Regions from separate parts of the Mus musculus genome. Here region 1 is linked to region 2. The links are chromatin loops, found by intact Hi-C in ENCODE. Cell type or tissue: left cerebral cortex. All regions are shown on one strand.

Region 1 (8,000 bases), 240 kb after region 2:
GAGACTCATCCCTTCCACTGAAGCAGAGAGAAGAAACTGACACATGCTGTCAGTGACAAGATGGTAGGCAACTGTCCCCACCAGCCTCAATTTCTATACCTGTAAAGTGAAGGTCAATGTCCCTGCCACCTTTGGTAGGACCTCATTATTGACCAAGAACGGTGCCCAGGAGAGTGGTTTAGTGCAATGTTAACTCAGCATGCTGGCACACTCTTAGGATGCCAGCTTTAAGGAAACTGAGATAGAAGGATTTTATGAGTTCCAGGCCAACCTGGGCAACATAGAACTTGGCTAAGCAGAAACACATAGCAGGATCCTGTCTCAAGAAATGGAAACAGCCAAAACAACAACAAAAACATACCCCCAAAAGCATAAAAAAACCAGACATCCTCTAAAAAACAAAAAACAAAAATCTTCACAGCAATACTGCATCTTCAGGGTGTCCCTTTGCTCACTCGGATTTGGAGAACAAATTCTGGACCATGAGTTTCTCCTTTTTTTTTTTTTTTTTTTGGTTTTCCAAGACAGGATTTCTCTGTGTAGCCCTGGCTGTCCTGGAACTCACTTTGTAGACCAGGCTGGCCTCAAATTCAGAAATCTGCCTGCCTCTGCCTCCCGAGTGCTGAGATTAAAAGCGTGCACAACCACGGCCCAGCGACCATGATGTTCACTGGGCCCGCACCAAGTGGCAGCCGCAGACTGACTCCCCATTTTGAGACAGACTTTCATAATGTAGCTCAGGCTGTCCTTGAACTTGTGATCCTTTTGTCTTGACTTTCCCAGTGTTGGGATTATAGGTCTGAGCCAGCACATGGCTCTAAAGGACTCTGTTATTACTTTTGTTCCTGTTTCTTTTTTTTTTTTCTTTTAAGGTTTATTTTATATGAGTACACTGTAGCTGTCTTCAGATGCACCAGAAGAGGGTGTCACATCCCATTACAGATGGTTGTGAGCCACCATGTGTGTGGTTGCTGGGAATTGAACTCAGGACCTCTGGAATAGCAGCTAGTGCTCTTAACCACTGAGCCATCTCTCCAGCCCCCCTGATCCTTTTTTTTTTTTTGAGGGGGGGTTGTTTTGTTTTGTTACAGAGAGACAGTGTTTCTCTGTGTAACCCCAGCTGTCCTGGAACTCACTCAGAGACCAGGCTGGTCTTGAACTCAGAAATCCGTCTGCCTCTGCCTCCCAAGTGCTCAGATTAAAGGCGTGCACTACCACTGCCCAGCCTGATCCTATTTTTTTGAGACAAGTTCTCTCATAGCCCTGAAGCTCTACATAGTCCAGGCTGATCTCAAACTCAGGAGTTTGATCCTGCCAGCTGAGTACTGGGACTTCAGGCTGTGCCACAAAGGGACACCTGGCTCCAAGGGACTCTTAATAAGATAATTATTATGATTATTCAACATGTTGTCTTTGACTTCGTTTTGAGCCTGACCCCATGGGAGCTGCTGAAACTATTAGCCCAGCTTGCTGAGTCTACTGGGAACCTGGGAGGGAGTCTAACTGGAATCAAGGCCTACACTTGGGGGCCCTGGGGAAACACTGTATACTGTCTCCCTCTTGGGCTCTTCAAAGTACTGATTTAGTGATACAATTCTGACGCTTAAGGAGAATAGACAATGTCTGGAAAACTGAAAAATAAGAACTGGTCAAAGGTCACCGTAGTCAGACCACAGGAGTTTAAATGTTTTTTTTTGTTTGTTTTTGTTTTTCCTTTTTTGTTTCTTTCTTTTTTTTTAATGAGGCAAAGAAGGAAATGTTTGGGACCTACAAAAAGCCTGGTATCCACAGCAACACAGCTAAGCAGTCAAGGGACAGTAAATCCACTGAGTCTTTCTGCACAATGTTAGCATAGAACCATTACCCATATTTTAGGATGTGTTTAAAGAAATGGAAGATGTGAGAGCGGTAAGCACAAAAAAGCAAAGCTAGGTGTGAACTGGCTGGTGCTTGTGAGCCCAGTACTTAGAAAATTGAGGCAGGAGAATTACTCCAAAGTCAGGGGAGAGGAGGGTCTCCAGATGTCTCAGCTAGAAGAGGTGCTTGCCCCCAAGCCTGATCAAGCTGAGTCTTGGCTAAAAGGGGATCAACTCCTGAAAGTTACCTATCACCTCCGCACAAGCCACCCCTCCATTGACAAATTAATCAAAAATAGTTTAAAAGCAAGATAGTAAATGATTTATGCAGAATTATCAGGCTTGTAAAGAAAACAAGACATGTCAAAACATGAAACATTCCAGTATATGAAGAATTTGATTTGGGGCTGTAGGATTCTGAGTGCTTTATTTAGGGAGGAATCTAATTATTTACACATTTTCGTGTTTGCCAGTTTATACTGGTAAGCCATTACTTTTTTTTTTTTTTTTTTTTGGCTTTTCGAGACAGGATTTCTCTGTATAGCCCTGGCTGTCCTGAAACTCACTTCGTAGACCAGGCTGGCCTCGAACTCAGAAATCCGCCCACCTGCCTCTGCCTCCCGAGTGCTGGGTTTAAAGGCGTGCGCCACCACGCCCTGCTATCTATTACTTTCTAAGGTGGTGGTCAAGGTTGAAAGTGTTCCCAAACCTGCTTCCTTTCCAGTTCACTGAATCAGGAGAATTTTTTTCCAGGGCCCATCTTAAATTGCTTAAGACCTTTAGGCACACAGACCCTTTGGGGCTGCAGTTGAAGAAGTGGTGGGATTCAGGGGAGGCAGGCGGGGTCACGCGAGTCTCTAGCGTTCCTCTGCACACAGTGGACCAAAGATTCTCCTACTTCCACTGGCTGGGGTCGATGACCCCCGGCAGCGCGAGGCCAGCAGTGTGAGGTCCTGCATTGAGCTGCAGCCAATGTGAGGCAGGCTTCGCACCCCCCCCCCCAACCCCTACTCCCCCACCTCAAGCTTCGGCCAAGCTTGCAACACGATCGCCCCATCATGATCACCTCAAACGGAGCCTCCTGGAGGCCCCTCCCTGCCAGGCTAGCCTTAGCGCGCCGGAGGCGGGCGCGCAGCGCGGACGTGCCCGGGTCCACGGAGGCCCCTACGCTGCTCCGGGCCCGCCCTGCCGGGGGACATCGGGCCAACACAGGGCCTCAGAGGCGGCCTTGCCACGACTGTGGCGCCTCCCTGTGCCCACAGGCGGGCGACTGTGCGGACCGCCAGGGACACCCAGGCCACCAGAACCCAATCGCCCAAGGCGGCCTTGGGGCTGGGCACCACGCCAGGTTTCCTTCCGTGCTTTGCTTTTCCTGGGCTGCCCCACCCCTCACCCCACCCCCCTTGCCTGGCCAGTTTCTATCTTCACTCTGTTTTCAGCCCAAGGCCAAACCTTCCTTCTGAAGGCCTTGAACCCATCCTTCACTTCTATCACCGGCTCTTGCTAGAACATTCAGCGCCATCCCACTGAGCTATCCTCTCAGCGCCAGTAAGAAACATTCCCAGACCAAGAGTAGTCCACACTATGCCTTCACCCTGGGCCGACTGGGCAACTTGTAGGGTCCTCTGTGCAAAATGCAAGGCAAGGGCCTCTTGCTCAGAACCTGAGTTCTTTGCAGGAGACCGCACAACATGGACCCAATCCCAGAATCCTCCAAGGCTGGGGCGCTGCCACCTGTCTCTGAGCCAGCAAGTCAGCCTTGCCAGTATGTTTTCCACCTTCAAGTGGGTATTAGTGAAAGCAGGGTATGAGGGACAAATGTTCTCTCTATTGTGCCTCATTTCTGGAGTCAAAGGTCCTTTCTTCACCTGTCCCTGAAGCATTGACAAGGCTCACTCTGCCCTGATTCATAAAAACCCTTTTCCTGGCCGCAGAGGTGTGTGTGTGTGTCCATCAGCGTACCCCTGTGCCCACAGAAAGGGGCTGCCTCAGTGGAAAAGGCTTCTTGCCATCAAACCTGAACACCTGCTGTGGAGGTCTGCTGTGGGACTTGACTTTCTTCTACAAAATGGGTTGAACGCAGGCCCTCAGGCATGGCCTCAAGTGCTAGGATCCCATGGCTGTACATATATTAAGCCAATGTGCTAGAACTGAGCTATGTATCCCTCAAATGTCTGCCTTCCCTCCTCTTCCCCCTTTCTCCACCCTCTTCCTCCTTCCTTTCCTTTCTTCTTTGAGCAAAAAAGTAGACAGAGCCCGGAGCTCTTTTAATTATAAGATGCTTTGTAAATATACAGGTACCAGTAAGGCCAGTCTCTCTACCACCTTTCAAATTATTTCAGTAGTTACTTGTTCGTTTGTGTGGGTTGGTGGGTGGGTGGGTGGGTGGGGACAGGGGGTGACTTTACCCTGGAGAAACCTGACAGACACAATCTTAGTCAAATCATGGAAACCACAGGTCTTGAGATGAGTGGACTCTGTGTGTTGCCTGGGAGGACACAGTAAGAAATGGTGGTGTAAACACTGTGACACTTCAGTCTCAAAGAAGGAAGCCTGGGTCTAACCACAAAGAAATACTGAACAACTCCGAACTGAAGATAGCCTGCAAAACCAAGAAATCAAGGCTGTGAACACAGAGGTAACTGGAGGAACTGCTCGAGATTGACACAGATGATAACAGAGTCAACCTGTGACCTCTACAGAGAGCTTTACTGAGACCATAGGCAACTCTTGAAAGGTATGACTAGAGTCACAGCACCCGGGGAGCAGAGGCAGGAAGAACAGGAGCTCGAGGGCCACCTCAGGGATGTATCAGGCCAGACTAGGCTTAGGGACAAGCAAGCAAACAACAGCAATAAAACAAAACAAAACAAAACAAAACAAAAACAAAACCACAAATCAAACAAACAAACAAAAATGCTGAATAGGCTCAGGGGCTGGAGAGATGGCTCAGTGGTTAAGTGCACTGACTGCCCTTGCATAGGACCTGTGTTTGGTTCCCAGCACCCACACAACAGCTCACCAACATTTGCAAATCCAGTTTCAGAGGATCCGGTGCCATCTTCTGGCCCTTGTGGGCACAGCACCCATGTGGTGCACATGCCAAACACTCATACACATAAAATTAAAACAAATCCTTCAAAAAAACTTTTCACCATCACAAACTCTCTTCCTCAACAGCTTTTCCTCTAGCTCATGTCAGTAAAGAACAGTGCCCCGGTCACCCAAGCTTAAACACCCAAGGGTGGGCTTTCATGCTTCTCTGGCCCCACTCACTCCTGCCCTTGAATCCTGGTTTTGTAAAATCTCTCTCATAAAGCCCACTTCTCTTTCTCTCTTTCTCTCTTTTTCTCTTTCTCTCTTTCTTTCTTTCTTTCTTTCTTTCTTTCTTTCTTTCTTTCTTTCTTTCTTTCTTTCTTTCTTTCTTATTTATTCATTTATTAGATTTTTTCTTTATATACATTTCAAATGCTATCCCGAAAGTTCCCTATACCCTCCCTCCGCCCTGCTCCCCTACTCACTGATTCCCGCTTCTTGGCCCTGGCATTCCCCTGTATTGGGGCATATAAAGTTTGCAACACCAGGGGGCCTCTCTTCCCAGTGATGGCCAACTAGGCCATCTTCTGCTACATATGCAGCTAGAGACACGAGCTCTGGGGGTACTGGTTAGTTCATATTGTTGTTCCACCTATAGGGTTGCAGACCCCTTCAGCTCCTTGGGTGCATTCTCTAGCTTCTCCACTGGAGGCCCTGTGTTCTATCTTATAGACTGTGAGCATCTACTTCTGTATTTGCCAGGCATTGGCATAGCCTCATACAAGACAGCTATAACAGGGTCCCTTCAGCAAAATCTTTCTGGCATTGTGCAATAGTGTCTGGGTATATATCCACTTTTCTAATTAAACCTCTAAACTTTTAAAAAAGGGATTCAGCCTAGCTCATATAATTGCTTGTAGGAGGGTCTATAAAAGGAAAGTGTACACGTTGTGTAGATACAAGGTCTGATTACTGCATTTCCAGCTCAGATTACAGCTATTCACCACTGTGATCTCCTAGTTAGTGTTCTCAGCACCCACCATCAACCTGTCCTGTATCCAGTTACCAGAGTCATCTGTTTAAAAGCTCTCGCTCATCCTTTGGGGACCTTAACTTCCCGTGGTCCATGCCCGGACTTAATCTGTGATCGAGGCGGTCTGTCCTCATATCAAATGATTACAAATTGTGTCCTCATTTCCCAGAAAAAGGAAAAGTTAGAGGATCAAACTTGCTGGGTTTGAAAATGACCCTCCCCCTTCTTGTTTTTCCCCCAGTAGTGAGCGTCCACCCTGGGATCTGCTAGCATTCTTGGACTATAACACAGATGAGCCAACAGCACATCAATAGTAAATATTTGGTGATAGCAGATGAGGCTTGGTTTCCTTCTGGGCATGTGTTAGCAGTTGTGATTTTTGTAATTCATGTCAATTATATGGTCAGTTTCCTTCTTGAAAAGTATTCCTGCTTTTTTGTTTGTTTCTTTTTAAAGATGAAATGAAACATATCGAAATCTCATCAGGAACGAATTACAGGAAACACATGCCAAATGAACACCAGAACCAAGTATCCAGGGCTTCACCAACTCATCCCTACCTCCACTCCCCCTGACTTCAGAGTTATTCAATCCCTGTTCGTGTTTGCTGATGGCAGGGGGTTGTTTGCGTTTGCTGGGATACAGGCTTACTATGTAGCCCTTGCTGGTCTGGAACTCTTTATATAGACCATGCTGGACTTATTAAAAATATAAATGCTGGGCTGGAGAGATGGCTCAGTGGTTAAGAGCACTGACTGCTCTTCCAGAGGTCTTGAGTTCAATTCCCAGCAACCATATGGTGGCTCACAACCATCTGTAATGGGATCCTATGTCTTCTTCTGGTGTGATTGAAGATGGAGCACTCATATACATAAATTAATTAAACTTTAAAAAAAAATCCTAGCACTAAAAAAGTAATTTAAGTGAAACAAAAGACTTGAAGTGAATTAATGAGCGTTTCTCGAAGGTGTACACGTACACCCAGAACTCTGAAAAAGCTGGTGAACCGTGCTCAAAGCAAATGAGTGACAAACTTTGGAAGACCCAGGAGATCAGGACGGGAGCTGCTGTCTAGACTTAGAAAAGAGGGGAAGTAGCGCCCTCTAGCGTCCATTCTCTGCTGGAGCCCGGGACTAACGAAGCCAGCTGAGAAATGCGAATTTCTTAACATTCTGATGACAGCATTACTGTCAAACACCAGTCATGTGCCTGCTTAATAAAAGAAATATGGAAACATGTGGAGAATCTGGGATCCTGTGAAGAATTCCATCCTAGAGGGTGGGTAGTTGAGATTTATGACTACAACTGAAGATGGACAGAGAGAAATGGGAGGAAGACCACAAACAGAAGAATCAAAACTGGAAAGGACAGACATCAAAATTCACGTGGGAATGGAAACGTGTGTGGTTTAAACATTTGAGACGACACTGGGCTTTATCTGAAGGCTCCAGTTTCATCTTTTTTTTTTTTTTTTATGTCTCTTTAAGAGATTCTGGGCATAGCGTGGTGGCGCACACCTTTAATCCCAACACTTGGGAGGCAGAGACAGGCGAATTTCTGAGTTCGAGGCCAGCCTGGTCTACAAAGTGAGTTCCAGGACAGCCAGTGCTATACAGAGAAACCCTGTCTCGAAAAACAAAAAAAAAACAAAAACAAAAACAAAACAAACCAAAAAAAACCAAAAAACACAAAACCCAACAACAACAAAAGAATTAGAAAAGAGAAAAAAGAAAAAAAGAAAAAATTTAAAATATAAAAAAGAAAAGGAAGAAATTATCTGATAATCCGAAATTTATTTATTTATTTGTTTGTTTTGAGACGGTCTCACTAAGTAACTCTGACTGTCCTAGAATTCACTATGTAGGCCAGGCTGGTAGAGATCTCATGCTGGGACTAAAGGTGTATGCCACTATGCCCAGCTAATTCCAGTTCTTGACAGCAGTCTTCAGCCGCTCTCTGAAAGCCCATGGGAACACCAGATCTAATCCTTCCCACTCCCTGCCACCTTCTCTGCCCTCTAGGCTGTGGGGAGAAATGGGAGGATTTCCAGGCCAAATACTGAATGAGGAGGCCGT
Region 2 (8,000 bases):
ACTGCTGTAAGAAACACTGGGACAAATGACTATTGCTTAAGCACCAAGTTATTTGTAATCGATCCTTAGCTATCAAGAACTTGCTGTTCAAGAATGGTCCCTGTCTTAGTCTGTTTGCACTGCACAAACAGAATACTCGAGCCTGGGTAATTTGAAATGAGCAGCTGTCCCATGCTATGTTTCTGGAGGTTGGGAAGTGCAGTATCATGGGTGCAGTGTTTGGCAAGAGCCTTCTGTCATCCCCTCATGGGGTATGATCAGAGGTCATGAAGCACCAGGGGGCCTCACTTTCATAAGAACGTTGTTCCATTCTCAAGGGCAGAGACCTCAGCCTGCCCACCCCTCAGAATTACTACTCAGCACTGTCACGTTGTCAGTTTTAATGTGGAGCTTGAAGGAGCAGGCAGCCACACCATAGCACGATTGTATACTCTTTCTGATTAATAAAAAAGAAGATAACTGTGAGCTTTGTTAGCTAGTGTGTCATACTTTTTATCAGGAGAGTGCTAAGGCTTCATATAAATGTCGGTAGTTATAGAAAGTTTTAAAATACTCTTGCTTTAAAAAATCTGAGGGTACCTGGGCAGCTACTTACACACATTTTAAATTATTAGTACAGTCCCACTAGATCCTATCTGCTTAGTTACCGTTCTATTGCAGTGAAGAACACCATGAGCAAGGCAACTCTTACAAAAGAAAGCATTTAACTGGGGGCTGACTTACAGTTTCGGAGGCTTAGTAAGTTATCAATGTGGCAGAGAGCATACGGCATGTAGGAATGCTGTAGGAGAAGTATCAGAGAGCTCCATCCTGATCCACAAGCACAGAGAGCCTGGCCCTGGTGTGGGCTTTTGAAACCTCAAAGCCCACCTTAGTAACACCCTTCCTCCAATAGGCCACGCCTCCTAAATCCTTCAAATCCTTTAAAAGGTATTCCACTCCCTGTTGACTAAGCATTCAGATAGATAAGTCCATGGGGGCTGTTCTTATTCAGACCACCGTGCCATCCATGCAGTTACAGGTCCTGGGCACAGCATATTGAGCAAGGTAGAACTGTCTGTGTCTTTGTGGCACTGTCCTTTTGTAGTTCAGTGTCTTACAAAGTAAAAGCTGTGATTTGAAGGGACTGCTGTGACAGAGACCTGCTGTAGGAAGAGGAGTCTGAGACTTGTGCAGAGGGCAGAGTGAGGGCACAAGAGGGGAAACAGCTCATGGCTTTCCACGGGCCACTGGATTATACTCCAGTGACCAAAGGTATGTCCTCAGGTGACATTGAAAGGCTGAACATGGGCCAGATGGTGTACCCTATCAAGGAGCTGAATTCATGTGAAATGCAGAAGTAAATTGTTTCAAGCCAAGGGCGTGGCAATATAATCTCATTAACAGGAGAGATCATTTGACTGCCTTCTGACTAATAGGTTAGAGTCTTACAAGAGGGAATGAGAAGCCCATGAGCGTCTTCATCACTGGCTCAGACAAGGGTGTTGGCAGAGGTGATGGAGAACAGGCTGGTTAGGGGAAGGAAAGCCAAGCATGACACCTGAGGAGTTGGGTGGGAATGTCGTATGCTAAGACAGAAAAGCCATAGGGTTTTTCAGCTTTAAGGGAGGAAATTTGGGTTTGTTATATTTTTAGTGTCCATGATGTGTGTAGAGATGACTGGTAGGTTCCAAAACCAGAAGTCTTGGCTACAGGTACACAATGGTGATTTTCAATCATAGGCAACATTCACAGGCCCCATGGAGGGATGATGCTATCTAGTGGGAGAATTTTTGCATCTCCAAGGTATGCTAAGACAAAAAGCAAAAGTTCAGAATTATACCACAGGTTCCATATGTATGTGTCCATCCATATCTGTGTGTTGTGGTCATCATGGGCCAACGTTAGCGCTGAGGAAGAAGAGTTGGGAGCAAAGAAGGCCTACAGTTGCTGTGTGTACAATGTCCATTGTGTTTCACTCCATACAGTAAGCCTTTGAGTGAACCGGCCAGATCACCTGTTTTACATGTAAGGCATCCAAGGCCCAGAGGGCCAAAGCAACTTGCCCAGACTTAACACAGGTACTTGATGGCAGGGTGGGAATAGAAGCCCCAAGCCACGTTCAGAGCCTGAACTTTGCTGTAATGCTAGAAATTGCTAGGTGGAAAAGTGTGTGTGTGTGTGTGTGTGTGTGTGTGTGTTGAAAGGCATCTAGTCTCTTTCTGACACCCTTAGCACTCAGACTTCGGCTTCTCTTTTTGTGACAGAGGAGGAGAATGTCATGCATCTGATTACAAGGTGGGTAAAATAGTGCCTCTGAGTCCTTTGTGTGGTGATAAGTAGGTCAGGTGTGGACTGAGGCTCAGGGCGGCTTTGTTACCTATAGCTAAAGCCTGAATAAACACTAGAATGGTCTTTGAGTGGTCAGTTTATATCATCAAAGGTGACCAGGAGTGACCTTGGTAGGGTTACCTCCTGCAATCGAGGTCATGCCTCTCTGTGTGTCTCTTCCCCGGTTGCTTTCCTTTGGGTCTGTGAATTGAAGACATTTCATAGATTTAAATAAATGTCAATAGCTTGAGGAGCAGCATAAAGGATTTATCTTCTGGAACGACGTGTGGTGAGCAAGTAGTTTTGTTTGACTGAGAAATGACAGGTAAATTTTCTGTTTCCGAGTCTAGACTTAAGGGTGTGTGACTTGTTCCCACAGGGACCTCAGTAACTAGAGGAGATGGCATCTATTTTTACTGTCCATTCAAACCCTGATCATTCATGAGTGTGAGTCATGCTTAGTAAAGCTCTGAAGTTTCCAAACTCAAGAGGAGAAATGATGGAACCCAGCTCACTCCTCTTCGTACTCTCGGGTCAAATTATATCTCAGATAAAGTATGATTCGGGGGAAGTAGCCATCATTGCAGCTCCAGCAACTCAGGGTTTCCAGATGACTTCCTTCACCCCTAAAAGCCCTAACAGTATTCTCTTCAATACCATTGACTCCCTTCCTCTTAAGAATGAGCCTGAGGTTGTCCTCTGGCTTCCTCACATATGTGTACACTCACCTGCACACACACACACACACACACACACACACACACACACGCACGGCATGCATGCACACAACATTGTAAATGTAGCTGGTTTATCCATGCCATGTGCCTGTAATCCCAGCCCTTCTGCTGTGGGCCAGGAGTGGTAATAGTCACATGGAAGCTCAAGGGCCAGCGAGCCTCGAGTGTGCGGCTCAGCAGCACGGATTGGAGGGCCATTGCCACAGCACAGTAGAAAGAGAACTGAAAGCTGTTTTGACTCCACACAAGAACCATAGCATGCACGTGTTCACACACAATAACAAATTTAAAAACAAGTGAAAGATTTTCAAATAATTTAGGTAAGGAAATCTTCCCAAGCTTGTGTACTTATAGACAGACCCCTTTTCTCAACACAGGTTTCATATGTCATACGTTGAAGGGGTGTGTGTGTTTATATATATGGAGTTCAGCTGTAGCTATCTTGAGCATACCTCCCCTGTAAGTTTGCTCTGAGCTTTTTTGTGTGTGGTTTGAGCCCTGGGCACCTATGGAGCAGACCAACTGAGCAGATGTAGAGTTTCTGGGATACAGTTTTCAGATTGTCATCAATTCAGATGTCAGCAGTCTAGCTTCAGTTCTGATGCTCCGTAGTATTTGACCATAAGTCATCTATTTTTGTTAGAACTCACTTGATTCGGATCACGATGTGTTTGTCCAAAAAAGTCCTTAAGGGAAGAAAGTGTCTTCTGCAGATGTCTAGCCAGGGCCAGCGTGGGCTTGTTTTTGTTCTTTGCCTCAAGAGGGCACTCTGCTTTTAGTTTAAAAAATGTTTCTCTGGCTTGAGACTTCATTGCAGCAAATCTTATGAATAGAAGTGCGAGCCAGCGCAACATGGGCTCAGTTGCAGCCCACTCGGCTGCTGTCCTGCTCTCTCCTGCTCTCTGTACTTTGTGAGGCAATATGAAAAATGCCGATTTGTGAGTTTTTGCTTGCTTTATTGAGGTAAATTCTTCATATGACTCCCTATAATAAAGTGTTCAGGGGAAATTTTATGTTATTTGAAGTAGTAGTTTCTGAACTAAACTAGGAACAAAATTATTTTCAAATGTTAGCATCGTTGTGAATTAAAGAGCAGCCCGGGAAAACTGGTTTTGGTCTGGTGTGTTCTTTTCAGAATGTGTAGGCAGCCTTCCTGTCTGTTATTTTGTGAAAAGATGTTTGGAAAAATAGATGTTTTCCAGAAGAGCCACCCTCCCTCTGATGGAAGCTGGTTCACTGCAGAGCCCTGGCAGGTGTCTCGTTCTTCCCACGCAGCTGTGGCGCTGACACTCATTTTCTCAGGACAATTGGATGTTTTTCAAAGGGCCATTTTAAACTAGGCTTACAGCTCCTTGAGGTGGCAGGTGAGCCACCAGTGTTGAAGGTTAAACATCCTTAGGGCCACACTTCAATGAGCTCAGCTGTCCCTCCTTGGTCTTCCTGTGTCTAACCCAAGTGATTAAAGGTTTGTTTTGTTCTTTTTACTTAAAAGTTTAGGACTAGATTTTAAACCAGCGTGAGCCTGGTTATTGTGGCCTGTTGATAGCAGGAAGTCTGTGAAATCATTGCAGGCAGAAAGTGAAGGAACACAAGCCTGCTCAAGGACAACGCAGGCCTGGCCACTGTGAAGGCTGGTGAATGAACCCAGTGCGGATCACTCAGCCCATCAGCTAGACTGAGCATTTTTGGGTCTCCAGAGAGTGCCAATTACTGATGACTGTCATCCCCTAAAAACTATCACTTTGGAGAAAGACCACAGTGGGACCTGAGTCACCCATTCACCAGAGTGCGACTGTTGCCAGATAACTCAGAGCAAGCTCCTAATGGAGTTTTATTCCTTTTTAATCAGCTCTGCCCAGAAGCAGTTTTGTATTCAGTGCTCCTTGGCTGTTTTCAAGAGGTGCAATTTAAAAGGGTAGTTACCCTTCAAGGAGGCATGAGTCACACCTTTCCCTGTGGAGTTTTAAACTCATTTCCGTTCCTTCCTTTTCCCCCGCCTCATCAGTGCCTTTAGATCCTCTATGTCCTTACACATCCTGGGAGAGCTAGGTTGCTAGGTAATGCTGGGTACCGAATGCCAAAGTTAATTCCATCAAAAAGAAAGCAAAGAGAAGCCATCAGAGGTCTGGAAGCAACTGGCAACTTCCATGGTCTTCCCCACATGCACTGCCATGCGATGTATAAACTGGCATTCAGCTTGGTGTTTTTTCCCTTGATTCGCTTGGACAGACCTGTGTAACAGAACACTGTTGAGATTCAGAACATGGGAAGTTGTAGTGTAGTTCCAACAACCAGGAGGCAGAAGCAGAAGGATCTCAGATGTGAGGCCAACCTGGGCTTCTTAGCAAGGCCGTGTGAAAGCAGATAAATAATGGAGAGGATTTCTGTCACCAGAGTTACTTTCTTTTCCTCCAGAAAATCCTCACTTTTGCTTCCCAGAATCAGCAATTCTGGTTTTTACGGGTTTTTTTCACCCACCATACATGGATTAAACCCGTTGTAGAACTTCACATACTGTTAATCATCTGGTCTCCTGTGGAGGGGTTCTTTCGCTGACTGTTGCTTGAGGTTCACCAGGGTTGTTAGGTGAGTCCATGGTTGCCCATTTTTAATGCTAAGCAGTATTCTGCTGGGTACACAGACCACAGTTGGGGTGGACCACAGTTTGTGTATCCATCCTTCTGCCTGTGGACATGGGCTGCTTGCAGCTTGTTAGTAATACAACTCCGACCATTTTGGTACAAGAATTTTTATGGTCAAATGTATGAATGCTCTTGGGTAGTAAGGAGAATTGCTAGGCTTGTTAGTGTTTCATGAGAAAGGCCAGCCATTTTTCTGGAATGGGTGTGCTGTTGGTACTCCTGGCACTCATGGGCGAGCGCTTGGTGGTGCTGCATCTCTACCAGTGCATGCTGCTGTCAGTCCTTTTAATTTTAGCCATTCTGGTGGGTGTGTAATGGCATCTATTGTGGGTTTAATTTGCATTTTCCTGATGACTAATGTCATTGAACACTGAGTGTATGCTTGCGCTGTCTGATTGTATTTCCTTTGTGAAGGGTTTAATCTTTTTCTGTTTTTGTTGTTGTTGTTGGGCTGTTACATGTCCTTGGTTTGAGAACCCGGTCTGTACCTTGACTATTCTATTGATGATGTCTTGGGGCAGAATTAAGATGATCAATCTTTTTCTTCCTTACCACTGTTTTCTGTATTGTAACTAATAAACCATCTCATATTCTCAGGGCACGAGGTTACTCACCCGTGTTGTCTTCTAATTAAAATTTCAGTTTTTACATTTAGCTTTCTGATCCCCTTTGAATTAGTTTTTTTGTATACTGTGAGGTAGGAGTCAAGGCACCCCCCCCTTCCACCCCCAGTATGGAGACTGAATTGTTTCTTTAAAAACTCACCTTTCTCATTTCTCATGGGCCACACAGTGCAATGTTGTTGTCTGTTTCGGTTTGTAGACCAGTAAATATCATATTATTTTGAGCACTGTAGCTTTTTAGTGTGTCTTAAAGACAAATAATATACGTCTTCTAACTTGTAATTGATTTGTAAAGCTGCTGTAGGTAGTCTGAGCCCTTTGCACATCTTTGTAAAATTGAGAACTAACTGTTGCTGGCAGCTTATCTTACAAAGTGTGAAAGCGTTAGGATATTTTTAAATGACAGATAGGGCACAAACTCTGGGAAGAGAGCTGACTGTGGTCATCGGAAGCATGGCCTGGCTCCTGGTTTATTTAGACTTCCTTTACTTTTTATCAGCCATCTTCTGTGAAGGTATTTATTGGTTTTACTTTTTATGATTTATTATTTTATTTGTATTTTAGTCTATGTGCCTGCATTTATGTATGTGCATGTGTATGCAGAAGCCAGAAGGACATGTCAGCTCTTCTGAAACTGGATTAAGGGGTGTTAGGAATGAACTCGGGTCCTCTGGGAGAGCAGTATGTGCTTGTAACTGTGACACATATTTCTGTCCCCGGGGCTATTCTTCTCTGATTACTTAAGTTGTAAAACCTTGGCCACCATTTTTCTTTTCTAATAAAAATATTCAAAGTAGTAAGTTTCTTTTTAGGCTCCTTTTTTCTTTCTTTCTTTTTTGAGATAGAGTCTCACTATTTAGACCAGCCTGGCCTTGAACTCAGAGAACAACCTGCCCAGATTCTGGACATTTCTATATGCAAATGCTGTACATTTTCACGTCTTACATTTTAAGTTATTATCATATCATATTTTAATTATTCAGTGTCAAGTTTTCCCTATTACCTTTTCTATTTCTTTTTCAATTCCAGGGATTGTATAAAAATTGTTTAATTTCTGCATTTCAGAACAGTGAGTTTTTGTTTGATATCTTAGTGATTTCTGATTTTATTTCATTTTGTTCAGAGCGTCTATTCAGTTCACCTTCAGTTTTGGTTTTGTTGTCTTTGTTTAGTTAGTAGAGACTTGTTTTATGGCCAGTGTAAGTGCTCTTGATGAGTATGATATGTGCAAAGGAAGTAAATTCTGCTGTGTCTGGTGCCTGTACAACTCAGCTGAGTGAGTGAGAGAACAGCTCAGATGGTATGTGAGTGAGCTGTGCAACACTATAGCACCTGACATAGTTAGCTGAGACAGAGAAAGTCTGCTGTCTTTCCTCACAGTTTTGGAGGGTCCAGGCTATATTTTTAGAATGTGATAGGAAGATTATGGCAGAACAAACCTGCCACTTCATGATGGACTTGAAAGGCAAAGGGAGAGAGATAGATCACTCAGCCCTTCATGGGCAGCCCTTGGTGACATAACAGCCTCCACTAGTCTCTATTTGATATTAGTTCTGCCATAGAGCCTCATGTGCTTCCTGCCAACCCTGTATGCCTTTCCATTTATTTGCTTTCCAGCCTTATATGCCTTTATAGAGCAAGTGGATTCCTTGTAGGCAGAAACCTACAATACTTGTCGGGAAGGGAAT

The links. A loop is a pair of places that touch in the nucleus more often than their neighbours do. Peaks named below come from ENCODE experiments on the same cell type or tissue, not always from the same donor. Only the 100,000 strongest peaks of a DNase experiment are listed, where the experiment ranks them.
Region 1: it touches region 2 in a loop (7-fold over the local background); 18 of 42 quality-filtered maps call a loop at or near these places.

The regions. Positions count from the first base shown.
Region 1 is chr14:65,327,172-65,335,171 of GRCm38, reverse strand. No RefSeq gene overlaps it. Among named protein-coding and RNA genes, the nearest start is that of Zfp395, 28 kb to the left of the region's middle. In left cerebral cortex, CTCF peaks have their summits at 3,118, 4,923 (motif pointing left), 5,594 and 7,033 (motif pointing left); DNase peaks (open chromatin) are centred at 3,076, 3,509 and 7,038; H3K4me3 peaks cover 787 bases; H3K27ac peaks cover 951 bases.
Region 2 is chr14:65,569,400-65,577,399 of GRCm38, reverse strand. The region is part of intron 7 of Elp3 (elongator acetyltransferase complex subunit 3); the gene reads left to right. Among named protein-coding and RNA genes, the nearest start is that of Elp3, 20 kb to the left of the region's middle. In left cerebral cortex, CTCF peaks have their summits at 3,799 (motif pointing right) and 5,936; DNase peaks (open chromatin) are centred at 4,223, 4,799, 5,006, 5,957 and 2 more places; H3K27ac peaks cover 902 bases.